2 separate regions of the Homo sapiens genome follow, and region 1 is linked to region 2. The links are chromatin loops, found by intact Hi-C in ENCODE. Cell type or tissue: K562. All regions are shown on one strand. Each heading gives the region's core, and the rest is flanking DNA. Links, peaks and the distances in the headings are about the cores only.

Region 1 (8,331 bases), core at 310-8,309, 460 kb before region 2:
GGGATGCCTATTTAGAATTAGAAAGAAAACGCAATTCACAATGTTTTCAAAGCTGAGAAATACCTCAAATTTCATATAATTCAGAAAACTAACAAAGTTTTGTTAACTGCTTAACAAACCTCAATGGCCCTTTTTCCCCCTGTAATTTTTGACTGCATACTCTTTGATCACCTTTTCGTGTGGCCGCAACTTTATAATATTTTCTAGGGAGAGGATAGAAAGATAATTCAGTTTTTGGCTGGGCGTGGTGGCTCACGCCTGTAATCCCAGCACTTTGGGAGGCCGAGGCAGGTGGATCACCTGAGGTCAGGAGTTTGAGACCAGCCTAGCCAACATGGTGAAACCCCATCTCTACTAATAATACGAAAATTAGCCGGGCATAGGAGGTGGCGCATATCTGTAGTCCCAGCTACTCGGGAGGCTGAGGCAGGAGAATCGCTTGAATCCAGGAGGCGGAGGTTGCAGTGAGCTGAGACAGTGCCACTGCCCTCCAGCCTGGGTGACGGAGCCAGACTCCGTCTCAAAAAAAAAAAATAAATAAATAAATAAAGATAGTTAGATCGTTCAGTTTTTGTTCTAACATGGTTGATAGAAATTTGGTTTTCATTACTGATAGTTTAGAAAAATGTCAGCTTTACATTTTCATAATTAATAATTCTGTGCACATTTTTAGGATTGTTGTCAAATTTGGGAAAACCTCTATCAAGTTTCTTTCATATAAAAGCGGTAAGTTTTCAGGGTATATCAAGGTTTCATGTTCAGGAACTAACCTTAAATACTCTAAATTGGCAATACTCATGGACCAATTTGACCTCCAATTCTTGCTGTAGAGGTCTAGTCTATTATGAGATTTATGTTATCTTTATCAATGACAGTATTTTAGTCAAATCTGCACAAAATGTAAATGTTTTCCTGCTGTGTTCATGTATTTCACTTATTTTATTAAGTAGATTATTTAATAATCTAAGAGCCCATATATTACCTCTATTCAAAATTTATCTCTTCCTCTTTTGGTATGATCTGAAAAAATATTTTGGTACAATTTACTTCTCAGATGTCAGAATAGTTTCTATAGGTTATATATAGAAATATTTGAAAAATATTTTCATCATATAGTGAGTTTGCAATTATATTACTGCATTATTGAATATATATATATTTTTTTTTTTCTTTTTTTCTTCTTCTTCTTCTTTGAGACTGGGTCTCACTCACTCTGTCACCCAGGTTGGAGTGCAGTGGTGCAATCATGGCTCACTGCAGACTTGACTTCCTGGGCTCAAGTGATCCTCCCACCTCAGCCTCCCCAGTAGCCAGGACTACAGGTATGCGCCGCCACACCTGGCTGATTTTTTAATTTTTTTTTTTAGGGATAGGGTCTTCCTACATTGCCCAGGCTGGTCTCAAACTCCTAAGCTCAAGAGATCCTCCTGCCTCATCCTCCCAAAGTGCTGGGATTACACGCGTAAGCCACCACGCATAGCCTGATTATATTCTTAAGAGGAAAAACTTTCATTTTGATCTGCTTACAAGTTTTCATGTTTGATGGTTGGAAGAATTTTCCATGGATTAACGTCTGGCTCTGTACATTCCAAACCTTGCTGCTCCTCCACCAGCCCAGTCCCAGCTGCTATAGTGCATAGTATCATGAGGCCAGGTGGGCAGGTCAAATCATTCCTGGAAGTCATTCCTACCCCAGGATGGCCAATAATAACTATATGTGAAAACATATGTGAAAACTATATGTGAAAACTATATGTGAAAACATATGTGAAAACTATATGTGAAAACATATGTGAAAACTCTATGTGAAACGTATCCCATTTTAAAGGCCCCGAAGAGTCTTCTGCAAATGAGGGGCTCTGAGGGTTAAGCTTCATGAGTTCTGTGTATGTATGAGTGTGTGAGAGGGTTTTTTGTTTGTTTTTTGAGAGAGTCTCACTCTGTTGCCCAGGCTGGAGGGCAGTGGCATGATCTTGGCTCATTGCAGCCCCCGCCTCCTGGGCTCAAGGGATTCTTCTGCCTCAGGCTCCCAAGTACCTGGGATTACAGGCACTCGCCACCGCACCTGGCTAAGTTTGTATTTTTAATAGAGACCGGTTTTACCATGTTGGCTAGGCTGGTCTCAAACTCCTGGCTTCAAGTGATCCGCCCACCTCAGCCTCCCAAAGTGCTGGGATTACAGAAATGAGATTTTTTTTTTTTTTTTTTTTTTTTTTGAGACAGAGGTTCGCTCTTGTTGCCCAGGCTGGAGCGCAATGGCACGATCTCGGCTCGCCGCAACCTCTGCCTCCCGGGTTCAAGCGATTCTCCTGCCTCAGCCTCCGAGTAGCTGGGATTACAGGCATGCACCACCACGCCCGGCTAATTTTTGTATTTTTTAGTAGAGACGGGCTTTCTCCATGTTAATCAGGCTGGTCTCGAACTCCCGACCTCGGGTGATCTGCCCGCCTCGGCCTCCCAAAGTGCTGGGATTACAGGCATGAGCCACAGCGCTCAGCCGGATTGTTTTCTTTTTAAAAAAAGGGGGCAGGGCCAGGCACGGTCGTCACGCCTGTAATCCCAGCACTTTGGGAGGCTGAAGCGGGTGGATCACCTGAGGTTGGGAGTTTGAGACCAGCCTGACCAACATGATGAAACCCCGTCTCTACTAAAAATACAAAATTAGCCGGATGTGGTGGCACGTGCCTGTAATCCCAGCTACTCGGGAGGCTGAGGCAGGAGAGTCGCTTGAACCCAGGAGGCAGAGGTTGCGGTGAGCTGAGATCGCACCATTGTACTCCAGCCTGGGCAACAGGAGTGAAATCCCATCTAAAAATAAATAAATAAATAAATAAATAAATAACAGGGGCAGCAGGGCACGGTGGCTCATGCCTGTAATCCCAACACTTTGGAAAGCCGAGGTGGGCAGATCACCTGAGGTCAGGAGTTTGAGACCATGGTGAAACCCCATCTCTACCAAACATGGTGAAACCCCATCTCTAGTAAAACTACAAAAAATTAGCCAGGCATGGTGGCACGCGCCTGTAATCCCAGCTACTCGGGAGGCTGAGGCAGGAGAATCTCTTGAACCCTGGAGGTGGAGGTCGCAGTGAGCCAAGATCACGCCACTGCACTTTAGCCTAGGCAACAAGAGCGAAACCCCATCTCAAAAAAAAAAAAAAAAAAAGCTTAAAAAAAGCTAAGAAATACAAAATTTAGCCAGCATGGTGGCGCACGCCTGTAATCCCCGCTACTCGGGAGGCTGAGGCAGGAGAATCGCTTGATCCCAGCAGTGGAGGTTGTGGTGAGCCGAGATCGCGCCACTGCCCTCCAGCCTGGGCTACAGAGATTCCATCTAAAACAAAAAACAAAAAACAAACAAACAAAAAAATAGGAGCCAACAGAATACCAAAGGGCCCAGTACAGAGAGCTTGGATCTGTGCCTCCGCATGAGTCCCGACTCCCTGTGACCTTGAACAGATCTCTTACTTCGAGGCTTGTCCACCTTGGTTCCTCCCACCCGAACCCACCCTGCCCAGACAGCCTCATGGGCCATGTCACCCCGCGGCCTCTAGAGGGCAGCATATCCTCACTTCGGAAGACCCGGCTGCAGTCCCGGCGCAAGGGCAGCGGCACCGGCTTGGTTGCTAAGGGGGCTTCGGAGTCTCGCTGCCGTCCTCGCTCGGGGGACTGTCGGCGCTTTGCGCAGTCGTGCTCCACGCGAGAGGACGCCGCCAGCAAGAAATATGTCAACAAGCCTAGCCTCGCGCAGGTGCCGCTTAGTTCCTAACGGATGCGCGTGATAGAACCGGGGCAGAGAGAGCGCCGCCTCCCTAGTGAAGTTCAAGTTCGCAGGACGGTTTTCATTCCCCACGACCCCCACGGGTCAAGGTCCTCTTGACTTTGGGTCTGGGCACCTAAGGGAAGTAGGAAAGAGCTTGCAGGCCTGGCAGCTGTGGCCTAGGTAATATGACCACGGCGCTGGCAGTGCCACTGACTTCACACAGAAACACACCATGGGGACCCGGGACTCAGGGCCCTGGCCCCTGCAGAGGTATGTCAGAAGCCTTCCCTACCATCACGCCTCCCCCCGGGGACTTTGCCACCTCTCAGGCTCCTGGAGCACAGGACACTCCTCTTGATTTCGGGTGTCTGGCACCTGCTGGACAGGGGTGTTCATCAGCTGACGCGGGGATGCTTGTGACCAGGCGGGACCGGGAGCCCGGGTGGGCACACCACCTAGACAACAAGGCACAGCGCCTTGGCCAGCTGCTGCACCCCAAGCACCTATCCTGGGGGGCCTGTGCAGGATCTGATGAGGTCTGAAGAGCCCCCAATTTGGGGGTCGGGTTATGCACGGGGAGGGGACTCACTCTCCCATGGGACCTCCTCAGAAGGTGGCTGCCTTCCACCAGGGAGCAGTGGGCATAGCTAATGTTTTCAATTTTATCTTTGATCGCTGGAACTCAGGGGCAGGAGGAAGCTGAGAGTGTCCAGGGCTCCCCTCCCACTGTTTGTGGGTAAAGGGGTGTGGTGAGGAGGCAGAAAGGAAGGATCTAGGTGAGAAAAGCACTCTGATGAAATTGACTATTGTCAGCCCTTGTCAGCTGTGGTGTGCCAGGCAGAGGGTGTGTGTGCACGTCCCTGGAGCAACGTGCAGGGGAAGGCACATGTTTTTTTAAAAATTTGAGGCGGCTGGGCGTGGTGGCTCATGCCTGTAATCCCAGCACTTTGGGAGGCCAAGGCAGGTGGATCACTTGAGGTCAGAAGTTCGAGACCAGCCTGGCCAACATGGTGAAATCCCATCTCTACTAAAAATACAAAGATTAGCCGGACATGGTGGCAGCGCCTTTAATCCCAGCTACTTGAGAGGCTGAGGCAGGAGAATCACTTGAACCTGGGAGGTGGAGGTTGCAGTGAGCCAAGATCGCACCACTGCACTCCAGCCTGGGCAACAGAGCGAGACTCCATCTCAAAAAACAAACAAACAAACAAACAAAAACATTTATTGAGGCTGGGCTCAGTGGCTCATGCATGTAATCCCAGCACTTTAGGAGGCTGAGGCAGGAGGATAGCTTGAAGCCAGGAATTCAAGACCAGCCTGGGCAACATAGAGAGAACCTATCTCTACCAAAAAATAAAAAATAAATTTTTTTTAAATTAAAAATTTATTGTGTAGAGTGTAGGACGCTTGCCAGAGACTGGGAAAGGTAGTGGGAGTGGGTGCGGATTGTTAATGGGTACAAAAAAATAGAATAGCATCTAGTATTTACAGAATAAATAAGATCTAGTATTTGATAGCACAACAGGGTGACTATAGTCAATAATAATTTAATTGTACACACTTATGATCCCAGCACTTTGGGAAGCCAAGGCAGGCGAATCAGATTGCTTGAGCTCAGGAGATTGAGACCAGCCTGGGCAACATGGTAAAACCCTGTCTCTACAAAAAATACAAAAAAATTTAGCAGGGCATAGTGGCGCACATCTGTAATCCCAGCTACTCGGGAGGCTGAGATGGGAGGATTGCTTGAGGCCCAGGGGCAGAGGTTGCAATGAACTGAGATTGCACTACCACTGCACTCCAGCCTGGGTGACAGAACGAGATCCTGTCTCAAAAAAAAAATTTTTTTTTAATTTATTGTGGTAAAATACATATATAATTAACCATGTTCACCATTAAAAGTTTTTTCTTTCTTTCTTTCTTTTTTTTGAGATGGAGTCTTGCTCTGTTGCCCAGGCTGGAGTGAAGTGGTGCCATCTCGGCTCACTACAACCTCTGCCTCCCGGGCTCTAGTGATTCTCCTGCCTCAGCCTCCTGAGTAACTGGGACTACAGGCACACGCCACCACACTCGGCTAAGTTTTTGTATTTTTAGTAGAGATGGGGTTTCGCCATGTTGGCCAAGCTGGTCTCGAACTCCTGACCTCAAGCAATCCACCCACCTCGGCCTCGGAAAGTGCTGGGATTACAGGTGTGAGCCAGCTCACCGGCCAAAAGTTTTTTTTATTGTGGTAAAATATACATACCATAAAATTTACCATTGTAACCATTTTAAGGTGTGCAATTTGTAGCATTTAGTGCATTCATAATCTTGTGCAACTATCATCACTATCTAGTTCCAGAACATTTTCCTTTCTCCAAAAAAAAAGAAACCCCTGCCCATTAGCAGTCACTTCCCCTTCTCCCCTCTCTCAGCCCCTGGCAGCCACTAATCTGCTTTCCATCTCTATGGATTTGCCTATTCTGGATGTTTTATATCAATAGAATCGTGCGACCATGGCCTCCTGTATCTGGCTTCTTTCACTCAGCCTGTTTTCAAAGTTCATCCATGTTGCAGCACGCGTCAGCGCTTCCTTCCTTTTCATTGCTGAGTCATATTCCATTGTATGGATAGGCCCCATTCTGTTTACCCGTTCATCTGTTCATGGATGCCTGGGCTGTTTCCACCTGTTGGCAACTGTGAAGGACGCACGCGCGCCTTTGCAGCTGTGTCTGGCCCTCATCTGCAGGCCCCTCTGGGTCTAGCACCCTCTGCCAGCTGGGCTGTGAGCAGTTGTTCTGGGCCTGCATACCTTCCCTCACCCTTTTACTCCCTTGTGAGTCTGGGCACATGGACCTTTTTCTGGTCCAAGAGAGATGGTCCACGTGCCTGCACCAGAAAAGGGTCCACATGCCCGGACTCACCAGGTGTTGCCTCAAATCAAGGGTCCACTTGGAGTTATTTTGTTGCCTCTCAGGGGCCAGGCCCTTTAAAACTTGGATGCTAGAAGCAGCCCCTTTTCCTCTACTTTCTGCTAATACATCCCCAAGGCAAAGAACAAGACTGGCCTGGCTGCCGCCATGATGAGAGGATGGACAAGGCAAAGACAGTAGGAAATGCTGGGCAGTGGAAGGGCGTGGGGAAGCAAATGTGATCCTGCATATTTTCTTTTTTTTTTTTCTTTTGAGACAGAGTTTTACTCTGTCTCCCAGGCTGAAGTACAGTGGCGCAATCTTGGCTCACTGCAACCTCCACCTCCCGGGTTCAAGCGATTCTCCTGCTTCAGCCTCCCGAGTAGCTGGGATTACAAGCGGCCACCACCATGCCCGGCTAATTTTTGTATTTTTAGTAGAGACAGGATTTCACCATGTTGGCCAGGCTGGTCTCGAACTCCTGACCTCAAGTGATCCACCTGCCTCGGCCTCCCAAAGTGCTGGGATTATAGGCCTGAGCCACCACGCCCGGCCAATTTTGCATATTTTCATCCTCACTTACTCTCTTGCCATGACAATTGAGTGGAGGGTGGGACAGTGTGGGACATGGAGGCCACGGCCCAGGACAGTGGGTAGGGGAGATGATGAGGGGCCACCTTTCCTCCCAGCACGGCCAGTCTACCCAGGCCAGGGCAGGAAGCAAGAGGAGGGGAGACCATGTGAGGGCAGGGGAGTGTCTGTGGAGGCCCTGCCTGGACAAGCAGACCAAGGAGGTCCTTCTTTGCCAAGAGAGATGGGCAAATTGTGATGGCCAGTTCTGGAAAAGGCAGTCCCTGGGCCCTGAGGAGAAGAGAATCTCTCCCCAAATCCACATGCAGGGAATGAACCCTCCCTGGGCACTCAGATCAGTGAACAGCTTGTATCAGTGTAAGGTACATGAGTTGGTATATTTACTCCTTGGATTTTAATGGCCAGGGATTCTTTGACTTGTCAAGTCCTTTAGCTACAGAAAATAAACACATGTCTGTCCTCTCTGCTCCACCCTGTCGTTTGCTGACCCTACGTTTGCTGTGTCAGTGAACACTAGGGGCCCCATTCCAGCTTGCCTCATTTGGAATCCAACATTTACTGAGATGCCATAGATGAGCTGCTCTCAGATATCTCAAATTTCACAAACTGATACACTTTTTCAAAAAACAGGACCTGGCCCGGCGCGGTGGCTCATGCCTGTAATCCTAGCACTTTGGGAGACCAAGGTGGGTGGATCACCTGAGGTCAGGAGTTCGAGACCAGCCTGACCAACATGGAGAAACCCCATCTCTACTAAAAATACAAAAATTAGCTGGGTGTGGTGGCATGTGCCTGTAGTCCCTGCTACTCCTTGGGAGGCTGAGACAGGAGAATGGCTTGAACCCGGGAGGCAGAGGTTGCAGTGAGCTGAGATTGCGCCACTGCACTGCAGCCTGTGCAACAGAGTGAGACGCTGAATCAAAATCAAAAACAAAGAAACAAACAAAAAAAGGAACCAATTTGGTTTGCCAACTTTTTGTTGTGCCAAGTTAGGGAATTAAAAAACAAACAGGCCGGGCGCGGTGGCTCACGCCTGTAATCCCAGCACTTGGGGATGCCAAGGCGGGCAGATCACCAGGTCAGGAG
Region 2 (8,331 bases), core at 96-8,095:
ATGTCTGATAGAATTCTTCTGTGAATCCTTCTGTCCTGGACAGAAAAAGTCCTGGACATTTTTTGTTGGTAATTTTTAAATTACCATTTCAATCGCTCTGCTTGTTATTGGTCTGTTCAGGGTATCTAATTCTTCCTGATTTAAGCTAGAAAGGTTGTATTTTTCCAGGAATTTATCCATCTCTTTTAGGTTTTCTGGTTTATGTGTGTAAAGGTGTTCATAGTAGCCTTGAATGATCTTTTGTATTTCAGTAGTGTCAGTTGTAATATCTCCTGTTTTGTTTCTCAGCGAGGTTATTTGGATTTTCTCTCTTCTTTTCTTGGTTAATCTTGCTAATGGTCTATCAATTTTATTTATCTTTTCAAAGAACCAGCTTTTTGTTTCATTTATCTTTTGTATTAGTTTTTTTAAATTTCAACTTCATTTAGTTCTGCTCTGATCTTGGTCATTTCCTTTCTTCTGCTGGTTTGGGGTTTGGTTTGTTCTTCTTTCTCTAGTTCCTTGAGGTATGACCTTAGATTGTCTGTTTGTGCTCTTTCAGACTTTTTGATGTAGGTGTTTAGGACTATGAACTTTCCTCTTAGCACTGCCTTAGCTGTATCCCAGAGGTTTTGATAGGTTGTGTCATTATTGTCATTCAGTTTGAAGAGTTTTTAAATTTCCATCTTGAGTTGGTTTTTGACCTTTTGCTCATTCAAGAGCAGGTTATTTAATTCCATGTATTTGCGTGGTGGTTTTGAAGGTTCCTTTTGGAGTTGATTTCCAGTTTCATTCCACTGTGGTCTGAGAGAGTGTTTGATATAATTTCAATTTTCTTAAATTTATTGAGGCTCATTTCATGGTCTATCGTATGGTCTATCTTGGAGAAAGTTCCATGCACTGTCGAATAGAATGTGTATTCTGTGGTTGTTGGATGAAATGTTCTGTGTATGTCTGTTAAGTCCATTTGTTCCAAGGTATGGTTTAAATTCATTGTTTCTTTACTGACTTTCTGTCTTGATGACCTGTCTAGCGCTGTCAGTGGAGTATTGAAGTCCCCCACTATTATTGTATTGCTGTCTATCACATTTCTTAGGTCTATTAGTAATTGTTTTATAAATTTGGGAGCTCCAGTGTTACGTGCATGTATGTTTAGGATTGTGATATTTTCCTGTTGGACAAGGCCTTTTACCATCATATAATGTCCCGCTTTTTCTCTTTTAACTGCTATTGCTTTAAAGTTTGTTTTGTCTAATATAAGAATAGCTATCCCTGCTCACTTTTGGTGTCCATTTACATGAAATGCCTTTTTTCCACTCCTTTACTTTATGTGAGTCCTTATGTGTTAGGTGAGTCTCCTGAAGGCAGCAGATGGTTGGTGAGTTCTTTTTGTTTGTTCTGTTTTTGTTTTTTTGTTGTTGTTGTTGTTTTTGAGATGGAGTCTCGCTCTGTTGCCCAGGCTGGAGTGCAGTGGCATAATCTCGGCTCACTGCAAGCTCCGCCTCCCGGGTTCACGCCATTCTCCTGCCTCAGCCTCCTGAGTAGCTGGGACTACAGGTGCCCACCACCACACCCGGCTAATTTTTTGTATTTTTAGTAGAGACGGGATTTCACCTTGTTAGCCAGGATGGTCTCGATCTCCTGACCTTGTGATCCGTCCACCTCGGCCTCCCAAAGTGCTGGGATTACGGGAGAGAGCCACCGCACCCGGCCAGTTGGTGAGTTCTTATCCATTCTGCGGTTCTGTATCTTTTAAGTGGAGCATTTAGGCCATTTACATTCAGTTAGTATTGAAATGTGAGGTACCGTTGCATTCATCATGCTCTTTGTTGCCTGCATACTTTGTTTGTTTGTTTTGCTTTTTAACTTGTATTTTTGGTTTACAGGTCCTGTGTGATTTATGCTTTAAAGAGGTTCTGTTTTGATGTGTTTTCGGGATTTGTTTCAAGATTTAGAGCTCCTTTTAGCAGTTCTTGTAGTGGTGGCTTGGTAATGGCGAATTCTCTCAGCATTTGTTTGTCTGAAACGACTGTATCTTTCCTTCATATATGATGCCTAGTTTTGCCAGATGCAAAATTCTTGGCTGATAATTGTTTTGTTTGAGGAGGCTGAAGATAGGGCCCCAATCCCTTCTAGCTTGTAGGGTTTCTGCTGAGAAATCTGCTGTTAATCTGATAGGTTTTCCTTTACAGGTTACCTGGTGCTTCTGTCTCACAGCTCTTAAGATTCTTTCCTTTGTCTTAACTTTGGATAACCTGATGACAGTGCGCCTAGGCGATGATCTTTTTGTGATGAATTTCCCAGGTGTTCCTTGCGCTTCTTGTATTTGCATGTCTAGGTCTCTAGCATGGCTGGGGAAGTTTTCCTTGATTATTCCCCCAAATATATTTTCCAAGCATTTTGAATTGTTTTCTTCCTCAGAAACACTGATTATTCTTAGGTTTGGGTGTTTAACATAATCTCAGACTTCTTGGAGGCTTTGTTCATATTTTCTTAATCTTTTTTCTTTGTCTTTGTTGGATTGGGTTAATTCAAAGACCTTGTCTTCGAGCTCTGAGTTTCTTTCCTCTACTTGTTCAATTCTATTGCTGAGACTTTCCAGAGCATTTCGCATTTCTAAAAGTGTGTCCAAAGTTTTCTGAATTTTTGATTGTTTTTTCTTTAGGCTATCTATTTCCTTGAATATTTCTCCCTTCACTTCTTGCATCATTTCTTTGGATTTCCTTGCATTGGGCTTCGCCTTTCTCTGGTCCCTCCCTGATTAGCTTAATAACTAGCCTCCTGAATTCTTTTCCAGGTAAATAGGGGATTTCTTCTTGGTTTGGAGCCATTGCTGGTGAACCAGTGTAATTTTTGGGAGGTGTTGACAAGCCTTGTTTTCTTATATTACCAGGGCTGGTTTTCTGGTTCCTTCTCATTTGTGTAGCCTCTGTCAGAGGGAAGGTCTAGGGCTGAAGGCTGTTGTTCAGATTTTTTTGTCCCATGGGGTGTTCCCTTGATATAGTATTCTCCCCCTTTTCTGGGGATGTGGCTTCCTGTGAGCTGAACTCCAGTGATTGTTGTCTCTCTTCTGGGTCTAGCCACCCAGTGAGTCAATCCGGCTCCAGGCTGGTACTGGGGGTTGTCTGCACAGAGTCCTGTGATGTGAACCATCTGTGAGTCTTTCAGCCATGGATACCAGCACCTGTTCTGGTGGAGGTGGTGGAGGGTGCAATGGACTCCATGGGGGTCCTTAGCTTTGTTGGTTTAATGCTCTATTTTTGTGCTGGTTGGCTTCCTGCCAGGAGGTGGTGCTTTCCAGAAAGCATCAACTATAATAGTGTGGAGAGGGACTGGCAGTAGGCACGGCTGTAGAACTCCCAAGATTATATGTCCTTTGCCTTCTGCTACCAGGGTGGGTAGTGAAGGACCATCAGGTGGGAGCAGGGCTAGGCGTGCTCTCCTTGGCGGGTCTTGCTGCGGCTGCCATGGGGGATGGGGGTGAGATTCCCAGGTCACTGAAGTTGTGTTCCTAGGAGGATTATGGCTGCCTCTGCTGAGTCATGCAAGTTGTCAGGGAAGTGGGGGAAAGCCGGCAGTCACAGGCCCCACCCAGCTCCCACACAAACCAAAGAGCTGATCTCACTCCCACTGTGCCCCCTGCAACAGCCCCGAGTCTGTTTTACCCAGACTGGATTCTCTTTACGGACGGGAGTTCTTTTGTAGAACAAAGAACCCATAAAGCAGGGTATGCAACAGCTATATGAACGATATAGTTGAAAGTGCACCTCTCCTAGGGCACAAGTGTTCAACTAACCAAACTAATTGCCCTCAAGAGGGCGCTCAAGTTAAGCAAAGGAAAAACAGCATTTATACTGATTCTTTCTCTCTCTCTCTCTCTCTCTCTCTCTCTCTCTCTCTCTCTCTCTCTCTCTCTCTCTCTTTCTGACGGAGTTTCCTCTTCATTGCACTTCCAGGCTGGAGTGCAATGGCGCAATCTCAGCTCACTGCAACCTCTGCCTCCCAGGTTCAAGCGATTCTCCTGCCTCAGCCTCCCGGGTACCTGGGATTACAGGCATGCGCCACCATGCCCGGCTAATTTTGTATTTTCAGTAGAGACAGGGTTTCTCCATGTTGGTCAGGCTGGTCTTGAACTCCTGACCTCAGGTGATCCGCCTGCCTCGGCCTCCCAAAGTGCTGGGATTACAGGCGTGAATCACCGCGCCTGGCCCATTTATACTGATTCTAAGTATGCTTTCCTAGTCCTCCATGCCCATGCTACTATCTGGAAAGAGAAGAACTTCCTCACAGCTAATTAGTCTCCCATTGAATACCATCAGGAAATTAATAAGACTATTTTCCTTGGTTTTCCTCCCATGGGAGCTGGCAATAATACATTGTAAAGGCCATCAAAGAGTGATGGATGAGATAGCCGAGGGAAATAGGCTGGAGGACAAAGCAGCTAAATCAGCAGCAAGGGGGCCCAGGTCTCTGATCCACTTGAAGCCCTACTGATCTGGGAGGGCCGCATCAGAGAAATAAAACCTCAATACTCTCTTGCAGAAATAGAATGGGCCACCTCTTGGGGATACATCCTGCAGTCCTCAGGATGGCTACAATCGGAGGACAATAAGCTTCATCTACCAGCTGCCAACCAATGGAAAGTACTTAAAAGCCTTCACTAGGCCTTCCACCTAGGTAAGGATAAAACCTATCAACTGGCCCAGAGATTGTTCTCAGGTAAAAATCTAATACAAAGAGTTAAACAAGTTGTTAATGGTGGCAAGATCTGCCTTAAAAACAGTCTCCTTAATCGACAGCGTCTTTGGCCAGGAACTCAAAAGACAAGCGGCTACCTTGGGGAAGACTGGCAAATGGATTTCACCCATATGCCAAAGACAAGGGGCATCCAGTACCTCCTACTATAAATAGATACGTTCACTAACTGGGTAGAAGCATTTCCATGTCAGACAGAGAAAGCCTCTGAGGTGATAAAAGTACTAATCAATGAGATAATTCCCTGCTTTGGACTTCCTAAGTATCTCCAGAGCAATAATGGCCCCTCGTTCAAGGTGGCCGTCACCCAGGGGGTCTCAAAGGCACTTGGTTCTACAGTACTATCTTCATTATGCCTGGAGACCACAATCCCCGGGAAAGGTAGAAAAGACAAATGATATTATCAAAAGGCACCTCAGGAAACCGTCTCAGGAGACTCATCTCCCCTGGACTACCCTTCTCCCCATAGCCCTGCTACATGTCAGAAACACTCCTTCAAAGCTAGGTTTGAGTCCCTTTGAAATGATGTGTGGATAGCCTTTTCTCACCAGTTATCTCTTGCTAGACCAAGAAACCTCTAATTTAACTAAGCACATAACCTCTTTGGTCCATTTCCAACAGGAACTGAAACAATTGTTGGAGGCCCAATCCCGTGAACCAGGGCCACCTCTGTTCAACCCAAGGGACCTAGTGCTAGTAAAAGTGATATCCCTTCCCTTTCTCTCTCTATAGGCCCAGGTTGGGAGGGACCCTACACTGTACTCCTTTCTACTCCTGTGGCAGTGAAGGTCACTGGAATAGACTCTTGGATTCATTATACCCAAGTAAAGACTTGGGAAGCCAACAGAGTCACCTCCGTTGACCCAGAAGAACACCCAAAGTACCAATGTGAAGAGATTGGGGACCTCAAGCTAAAAATCACAAAAGATAAGTGTTAATAATTAGCCTTCCATGGGTATCCTCTTTATAGTCTTGCCTATGCTTGCTGTTCTTACCTTTGTTCTGTTCTATACCACAGAGCACAATAATGTTTTCAGAATAATTCGTATATTTCACTTCTTTCTTTTTTTTTTTTTTTTGAGATGGAGTCTCACTCTGTCACCCAGGCTGGAGTGCAGTGGTGTGATCTTGGCTCACTGCAACCTCCACCTCCAAGGTTCAAGCAATTCTCCTGCCTCAGCGTCCCAAGTAGCTGGGATTACAGGTGTGCGCCGCCACACCCGGCTAATTTTTGTATTTTTAGAGACGGGGTTTCACTATGTTGGCCAGGCTGGTCTTGAACTCTTGACTTTAGGTGATCCCTCTGCCTCGGCCTCCCAAAGTGCTGGGATTGCAGGGGTGAGCCACAGCACCCGGCCTCACTTCTTATCTCTGTAACCCTTGGCACTAGATTCTTTCCTTATATAATACACGTTTAACCCATGGATACTTAACCTTATAAAACTTGTTTTATTCTCTCACACCTAGAAACCATCAAACTCCAAATGGTCAGGCAACCAGAGCCTCAGACAATGGCTCCGCTTTGCTGGGGACCCTTAGATAGACCTCTGAGAGGAATCTGACTGCTATTTTCCCCAAAACAATGCTCCCTGTCAGCAGGAAGTAGCTAAGGTCAGTTGTCATACATATTCTAACAGCAGTTAGATGTACCTCTTCAGAGGGGGGAAATGAGATGGACAGGAGACGGGGAAATACTGGGTAGAAGAAGGTGGCTCCCCGGCAAAGACCCCACCCTCAAGCCTGAAGACCTGCGGCCCTAAATGAAGACAGGCTTTTCTGGTTTTGCACCCAAAAAGTTGCCTTTTGGACTGCCATGTCCCCCCCGCCTATCCTGCCCCTGTATAAACCCAAGACCTTAGTGGGCACACACACAAGTGGCTGAATGTTGGGACCAGCAGACCAGCGACAGTGGAACAACGCAGCAGAGAAAGAGAGAAGAGGAGTAACATCTGGATGCTGAGGGGAATTCAGCTAGGGGCGGTCAGAGAAGAATCTGGCCATTGGGTGGCCTGACTCCAGGGGAAGACCACCTTACCACTCCATCCACCCCCTTCTGACTCCCCATCCATCTCACTGAGAGCCACCTTCACCATTCAATAAAATCTTGCACTCATCTTTCGAGCCCACGTGTGATCCGATTCTTCTGGTACACTGGGCAATAACTCAGGATACAGAAGGCTGTTACACTGCCCCCCAGTCCTTGCAATAAGGCAGAGGGTCCATTGAGCTGCTTAACATACAAGCCACCTGCAGATGGCAAATCTGAAAGAGCTTGATAACACATGCCCACTTGGGCTTCGGGAGTTGCAGACACCCATCCCTAGAAGCTGTCTTGGGGCCGGAGCCCAAAAGTGCTCACAACGGCCTCTGCATCTGCCCAGCTGCATGCTCTCCCTAGGGGTTTGAGCTGCCAGCGACCAAGCAAGCGACACCCCATCACACATCCGCAAGGGGAATCAGGGAACTCTCCCGTTTCACTTAAATGAGGTGTTTAAATCTTTAGCTTTAAGACATTGATCCCAGTTCCAAGGATAACACAGCTGTTCCCAGCCATTTACTCTCTAGTGCAGATGAAGAGTTTACCATGGCAGACTTCACTGAGAATAAAAGAAGAGACCAAGACACATAAAGATGTGGACCCACTTTCTCCTTGGGGAAGGTAGAGACAGTCACCTTGGGGAAAGTTTGGAGAAGGGGAAGTTGGTAATCAAAGCCAATTCCATATTTTGGTCAGGACTGGCTCTGACAACTGGGTGTGGTAGAATGGTCAATAGACCAGAAGTGCCATGGAGTTAAGGTCCCCGGAGCAGCCCTAGTCGAAAAGGGATGGGAATTTGGTGATTAATACTGCATGTGCAGCATCCATATGGGCCATTCCCCATCACCCTGTGGAAATGTGGGGAACTGCCTGCTGTGCCATGAGTAATATATCCCTTTCCTCTAAACCAGGAGTCTCCTGTCTTCTGCCAGCATCTATGAATCTGTGGCTGGCTAACTTGTTAGCTTGCAAGTACGGTAAAATCTCAGAACCTTCACACTTCTTGACATTTATATCATATAATAATATACATCCATATAATCTGTATACATATATATCTTTTCTGGAATTTCTCCAGTAAGCATTTATTCTTTTTCAAATTTTAAATGAATACATGACCCTTTATAGTTCTGGACAATAACATACCTTCCTTCTCCTTAACATGGCTTCCTTCTCCTTCCTTTTTTACTTCCCCCTTTCCCCACTGTTGTTTTTGAGGTTCACCTCTCAAATGAACTATTGGCATTCAAATTCTTGATTCAGGGTCTTTGTATTAGTCCATTTTCATACTGCAATGAAGAAATACCCGAGACGGGGTAATTTATAAAGAAAAAGAGGTTTAATGGACTCACAGTTCCAAATGTCTGGGGAGGCCTCACAATCATGGCAGAAGACAAAGGAGGAGGAAAGGCACATCTTACATGGCAGCAGGCAAGAGAGCTTGTGCAGGGGAACTGCCCTTTATTAAACCATCAGATCTCATGAGACTTATTCATTGTCATGAGAACAGCATGGGAAAACCCACCACCACCATGATTCAATTACCTCCCACTGGGTCC

What was found. Hi-C counts contacts between places; a loop is a spot of excess contacts. Peaks named below come from ENCODE experiments on the same cell type or tissue, not always from the same donor. Only the 100,000 strongest peaks of a DNase experiment are listed, where the experiment ranks them.
Region 1: a loop joins it to region 2, with 5 times the contacts of the local background. A loop is called at or near these places in 2 of 110 quality-filtered maps.

Annotation. Positions count from the first base shown.
Region 1 is chrX:41,249,098-41,257,428 of GRCh38, reverse strand. No RefSeq gene overlaps it. Among named protein-coding and RNA genes, the nearest start is that of LINC02601, 22 kb to the left of the region's middle. In K562, for the core only: a CTCF peak has its summit at 3,542 (motif pointing right); a DNase peak (open chromatin) is centred at 3,538; H3K4me3 peaks cover 456 bases.
Region 2 is chrX:40,789,682-40,798,012 of GRCh38, reverse strand. No RefSeq gene overlaps it. Among named protein-coding and RNA genes, the nearest start is that of MED14OS, 58 kb to the right of the region's middle. In K562, for the core only: a CTCF peak has its summit at 3,796 (motif pointing right); a DNase peak (open chromatin) is centred at 3,752.